Regions from separate parts of the Mus musculus genome. Here region 2 is linked to region 1. Evidence: chromatin contacts called from ENCODE Hi-C or POLR2A ChIA-PET data. All regions are on one chromosome and are shown on one strand. The core of a region is the stretch at or near the end of the contact, and the rest is flanking DNA. Distances in the headings are between cores, read along the strand shown.

The links. A loop is a pair of places that touch in the nucleus more often than their neighbours do. ChIA-PET counts read pairs that join two places held with the same protein, here RNA polymerase II (POLR2A).
Region 2: a map of heart shows a loop between it and region 1 (5-fold over the local background). The contact joins the promoter of Ercc6l here to the promoter of Pin4 in region 1. A Hi-C loop is called at or near these places in 5 of 37 maps with a recorded cell type or tissue (gastrocnemius, heart and left cerebral cortex). POLR2A ChIA-PET finds 5 or more read pairs at or near these places in 3 of 5 experiments (Patski and embryonic stem cell).

What each region holds. Positions count from the first base shown.
Region 1 is chrX:102,118,004-102,121,049 of GRCm38, reverse strand. It overlaps Pin4 (protein (peptidyl-prolyl cis/trans isomerase) NIMA-interacting, 4 (parvulin)), which reads right to left and starts at 1,581. Exons shown (of 4, transcript NM_027181.2): 1 at 1,486-1,581. The coding sequence starts at 1,528.
Region 2 is chrX:102,155,645-102,158,690 of GRCm38, reverse strand. Ercc6l (excision repair cross-complementing rodent repair deficiency complementation group 6 like) reads left to right here and starts at 1,600. Exons shown (of 2, transcript NM_146235.3): 1 at 1,600-1,783. The coding sequence starts at 1,716.

The DNA of each region.
Region 1 (3,046 bases), core at 332-2,831:
TAACAACTGTTTCCTAAATAATTCCCCAGTTCAAGTTCTTGGGGGTACACAGTGAATAGGATTCAAAGCCGCAGCCAAGGAGCTCGTATCCCAGTGAGGAAGAGAGACCACATTCTGAGAGTCCGACAAGCGAGAAATTGTGGAAGGGAACACATATGTCAGCTAGCCAGGTACCACCTGATGGATGAACAGGAGCTGAGCAGCTAAAGGACAGTGTACCCCTGGTGACCTCACACTCAGGTCCTCCTCAGCCTCCCACTGCTGTGGCATGTCTCTGCAGTGCCTCACCCATTTCTCAGACCTTTCTTTACAACATCTTGGTTCCTTGGACCTCTGGGGTATCACTCTACTACACTCCATTTATTTGTCTCTTCTCTGGGTTCCTACAACCACAATCTTAGTTCAGGCCAACTCTCTCTCTTACCAGAACTACTGAAATCATCTCTCTCTCTCTCTCTCTCTCTCTCCCTCACTACTCTCCCCTCTCTGTTTGTTTGTTTGTTTTTAAGACAGGGTTTCTCTGTGTAGCCCTGGCTGTCCTGGAACTCACTCTGTAGACCAGGCTGGCCTCGAACTCAGAAATCCACCTGCCTCTGCCTCCCCAAGTGCTAGGATTAAAGGTGTGCGCTACCGCTGCCCGGCTTGAAATCATCTCTTTAAAGGACCTCCTGGCCCCTAACCAACCTTAATTAACACCATATACAGCACACCTCATGATTTAGTTTTCTTCTGTTTTAATTTCCCCAACTTGCTTATTTGTTTTGAAGTTTTACTTCAGCGATGCTATACTAAACTGCCTTTGGGGCTGGCCTCTCCGGGTTGAGGACTCTTTACCCTATTGCTGCTGCTTATCTCAGCCTGCCCAAAGTATCTCCAGTTTGTTTCTTTACCCTCTTTCCACCTTCTATAACATAACTCTCACAACTACATTCGGCACAGTACTTAGAGGCTACTATCTTCCCCACATTGTCCAGCGATGAATAAGAGTTGTCTTAGTTTTCTAGCCTGAAAGCACAATGTTGTCCCCAACAACGGTCTTCAAGAAGCGAGTCCCTCCTCATGTGTGTGTGTAGGGGAGGGGAGGGGGGGGGAGGTACGTCCTGTTAGTTGTTAAGAGGCCTAGATGGACTAGATTGATCACTAGTGTAGGCTTCCTTTTATTGCTGGCGTTTCATCAGATTCAATTTTAGTGGGAATAAACCCCAGGTCACGAGGAACCATCCCCAGCAGCTTCTATTGCCCGCCACGAGGGTCCCTGCACTGAAACCTCATGGATACCCTGAACCACAGCAGCTCCTCACGCACTGATCTTTCCTTACCACAAGAAGCCCAAACATAAACCACAGCGGCTCAGGGTGCTCCCGGTGGCCCTGCTGTCCGGCTTATGATCACCTCCCTCCCCCACCCCACACAGCTGCAGGTCTACTCCTGTCCTTCTCCCCATCCACCCCTACGCTCGCTCCATGACTGTCTCGGCAGGTCTACCTTTCCCTCCTTTTCCAGAACCACTTTTCCCCTTCGGCGGCATCTCTTAAGCTGGCGGATGAACTCTCCGGCAACTGTTCCGGTGCTAGCAAAAGGACCCCTCAGGCCCCACAGGTATGTCCTCCGCAATGCCTGAAAGCAGCGTCACAATCAACTATTTCTGCTGCGGTTCCAGAATCAGGCATAGCTTGGAACAGACCCAGTCCTTTGGTTCTTTGACCTATAGGAGCTAGAGATGTTAGACCAATGAGAAGCCGAAGCCTTACGGGGAGGCGGGAACAAAGGTTGCCCAGAGACGAGAAAGCGCAGCCTCTATTCTGTTCTTCAAAGCTTTTACTTGCCCTCATTTGCACTTGTTCTTTGCTCTCTCTCGCCCCGCCCACTTTTTTGTGCATGCGCAGTGCGAGCCTCAGGCCACTGCAGTTCTTTGGCGTGGGCTTTTGCTTTGGGGATTCTAGACAAAGGGACAGCAGAGGGAGTTTAGATAATGGCCTTCTTCCGTCCTCTCTCCGACTGACACAGACCTGCACTCCCTAATGGCTTTTCTTACTTACTTGTTTGTTTATATTTTTGCAGCAGTAGTTGATGGGGTACAAAAGATGGAATTTTTTTTTTAAAGCCTATCATCCCATTGCCTGTGACAGGCAGAAGTCTGTCATGGAGAAACATTGGAAGCAGCCTAAATTAATTTTAAAATAACGATTATAAGCTGTGTGTACAGAAATAGCCTTAAGGAAGATTATAGACCAAGATGTAGAATGTGATTTTTTAAAGTTATATATCCTGGAGAACATAATCTATGCACCTAAAAGACAAACAAGGCATTAATGCTGTTCAGCAGGATAGCATGTGACCACTCGTGTCAATCTATATAGTATTCATGTCTCTGTATTTTTCCAGAGTTCTTTTCTTTTTTCCTTCCTTCCTTTCTCTTTCCTTCCTTCTTTGCTTCCTTTCTTTTTTCTTTTGATACAGGGTTTCTCTGTATGTAGCCCTGGCTGTCCTGGAACTCACAGAGATTTGCCTGCCTCTATCTTCTAACTGCTGGGGCTTAAGATATGTGCCACCACCTTCCAGCTCAAAGTTTGTATGACAGCACAGCATAAGGCAATTTAAAGCTTGGATTCTGGAGGCACATGACCTGCTTTAAAACCCCTTCTACTAGTCCTGTGACCTTGAAGACGCTCTTGGGCTCAGTTTCCATCTTCTGCGAGATGGTGTTGTTAAAGTATCTGCTTATGGAGTATCATGAGAAATAATTTCATAGTCGATGACTAACTGGGGGCGTTTACTTAAGATGAATAGCTTTTGAATTTGCATCCCAATGTGCTCTTGATCTCTCTTTCTCACTCAGTCTCTCTTTTTGAGACCAGGTCTTGCTTAGTAGCCTAGACTGTTCTGGAACTTACTATGTCCTCCTGCTTCTGCCTCTCAAGTGGTGGGAATCATGTGCCACTTGGATACATTTTTCTCTTTCCCCCACAATCCTCCCCTCCTCTACCAATAATTTTCGTATATGACATCTTTCCCTCTATTCCATGAGATCACTGTCCTATCTTGG
Region 2 (3,046 bases), core at 351-2,850, 38 kb before region 1:
CACAATGTCCATGTCCCCATCAGTATGTTTTGAGTCCTTGCTGGCCTCGAACTCATCATAATCCTATCTCAGTTTCCAGAGTTCTGGGCTTCAGGAGTGGCTTTCTTAGTAATATATAAACCAGAATAATTTTTGTTGGCTCTCGACCTCTTATGTATCTTTTCCATTTCCCTAAGGCCTGAGCTTTGCCTTTGAAAATGACTGCATCTTAACTAGAACTTCTGAAGGGGATAACCACATTATAATTGCACTTATTTGTTTATCTTCACAAAATGAAAGAAGCCATAGAGTCACAGAGCTAAGCAAATGCTCTACTACTGAGATATAGCCCCAGCACTCACAGGGTCTCACTAAGTGGCTTGGGTTGGCCTGAATGGATTTTGAATCTGTAATCCTTCTGCGTCAACCTCAAAGGTGCTGGAACCCTAGGCTTTGGTATCTCCACGAACAAAATAAGCCAATTCAGGCCAAATTAAAGTATAAAGGCAGGTTTATTGGGGGCAGCCTCCAGGCAGGTTCATTCACCATACAGGAGGGGGGTGTCAGTGAAGTCACCATGGAAAGATAGGCAGAGAAGGGGGAGAGAGAAAGCAGGCATGCAGAGAGAAAAGAGAGGGAAAACCAAAAAGGTCTGTATTACATAATGAAGAGCTGCTGGGTGGCCCAGCCTCTGGGTTGGAAAGTTCAGTGTAGAGGGTGGGGTTTGCCAGTCATGCCCTGTAACAAGGATGAAGGATGGTGGGAGAACCTGAAGGCCAGGTCCACTTTGGTATGTTATATATGCACCTCAGCTACTTGTCCCGGATCTGAAACCCAACAGGCTTGTGCCACCAAATCTAGCTATTATTATTTTTTTACATTTAATTTTTTCATCATTTCATATATGAGTAATCTGTAAGCCATTCATTCCCATTCAACTCTTATCATGTCCCCTTCCCAACCTCTCAAATACATAAATAACCTCTACTCTATTTGGTATTGCGTAAATAAGGGCGTGTGTGTTTGTGTGTGTACTTCTGAGACAGGGTCTTGTTTATATGCAAGCTCAGTCTGGACTAGATCTTGAGATCCTCCTGCCTCTGCCTCCTAAGCACTGTTATCAGAGGTGTGCACCACCACGAGCGGCTTAGGCTTTGTCTTTGAAAATCCTTCTTCAGTGTCAGCTTTAAGTTGCAGGATTGCACTTCTAGGTGTGTGAATTCCAAGTATGTTCAGTGCCAGGCACTGGCGGGGAGGAAAAGGGGGCAATGGAGACCTCTATGGGCCAGTACAATAAGACAGCCTCCACTCACAAGGACAAGAGAAACAAGCGCGCATTTTACTCACGCTCTTAACTCCTTCCCTTCGCTCTCATTACTCAACATTCACACTCACCGCCACGCAGTTAGGACGGAACTGAAACCACCACCGGTCACGTGAATCAGCAGCCCCCCCCCCCTCCAAAAAAAAAAAAAAAAAAACCCAAAACGTAAGGCCACTCTAGCTAACGTAGCTAGCTAGCGCCAGTGCTCGAGGGCGCAGGCGCAAGACCTTCCTGGGCGGGGCTCAGGAAACCGCGCTCGAGCGCCAGATCCCGGATTGGCCCGCCGCGAGGCGGGCAGTTGGCTCTACCAGTCTAGTGCGTGAGCCCAGCCTGGGTAAGGCGGGAGCGAGCGAAATTCAAGCGCGGTTTTAACTGGGAGTCTCCTTTCCTGGGCTCTCCGGATTCCCTGGCCATGGAGGCTTCCCAAGGCTTAGCGGAAGTGGAGACTTTGAGCCCACAACTGGCCGAGAGTTACCTGAGGTATGTTTGGGTCTCCGGACGGGTCGAACTTGCAGTCCCTGGCCTGGGGTTGAGGTGGAGTGGCTCCCACCTCCCCCTAGGATCTGCTGTGGCTTTGACCAGATTTCTATTTCGGGGAGCTCGCCCTGCCAAGTCACTCGTAAGTCAAATAACTCTTGAGTATGAACTCTTTAAGAGCCTGAATTTTAATTAACTGATGAAATCTTTGAGTCTTTCTAACTCGCCAACCGCCAGACCTGGGAGAAAAGAGGAAAAATAGTCCCTAAGTTGTTAGCAATTGGGTAGTGAAAATGGGATCTGAAACAGAAATACTTTATGGTGTTTGATGGATGCTGTAAAATGTTTTATTTCCCGACCAGAGTGCTGCCATTAAAAGAAAGGGGGTCCAGTTACGAAGGGAAGACATATGCCCCCAAAGGAACCATTAAGCCCAGTGAATGAATACGCTTTCACCAGATGCCTAGGTTGGAATATTTAACTATTAAAAATTGTAGTGCAGGGCTGGAGAGATGACTCAGAGGTTAAGAGCACTGACTGCTCTTCCAGAAGACCCAGGTTCAATTCCCAGCACCCACATAGTAGCTCACAACCATTATGTAACTCCAGTCCTACAGGATCCTATGTTCTGGTACCTATGTGATGTACATGCGCCCCCCCACCCCCGCCCCGCGCGCGCATATGCAAAACACCCGTCTATGCCTATATAATTTTTAAAAGACTACATAAAATATTAGCAAAGGATTTGTAGACATTTCTCTTAAAAAACACATAATGGCAAACAGGCACATGAAAAGGTTGCTCAAAACCACCCCTAAGTAGAGGAAAAAAGATCACAACTATAATGGGGTGTGTGCCATCCCCTCCTGAGACTGAAGATACAGAGGGTTGTGAGCCACCATGTGGGTGCTGGGAACTGAACCAGAGTCCTCTGAAAGAGCAAGCACCTAGTCCTCTTAACTACAGAGTCCTCTCTACAGTATGTAGATTTATGTTGTTAACTTGTAGGGTTTTTTTTCCTTGGAGACAAGGTTTCTCTGTGTGGATCAGGCTGGCCTTGAACTCACAGAGACCCACATACCACTAACTTTTGCTCAGTGCTTGGATTAAAGGCTAGCGCCATCACTGCCAGGCATAGGTTTTGTTTTTTTTTGTTTTTTTTTTTTTTGAGGCAGGCTGCTCTTGAACTCTATCCTTCTCTCTGAGTCCACATAGTGATGGAATTACAGGTACATAGCACCATGTTCCAGTGAATCAACGATCAGT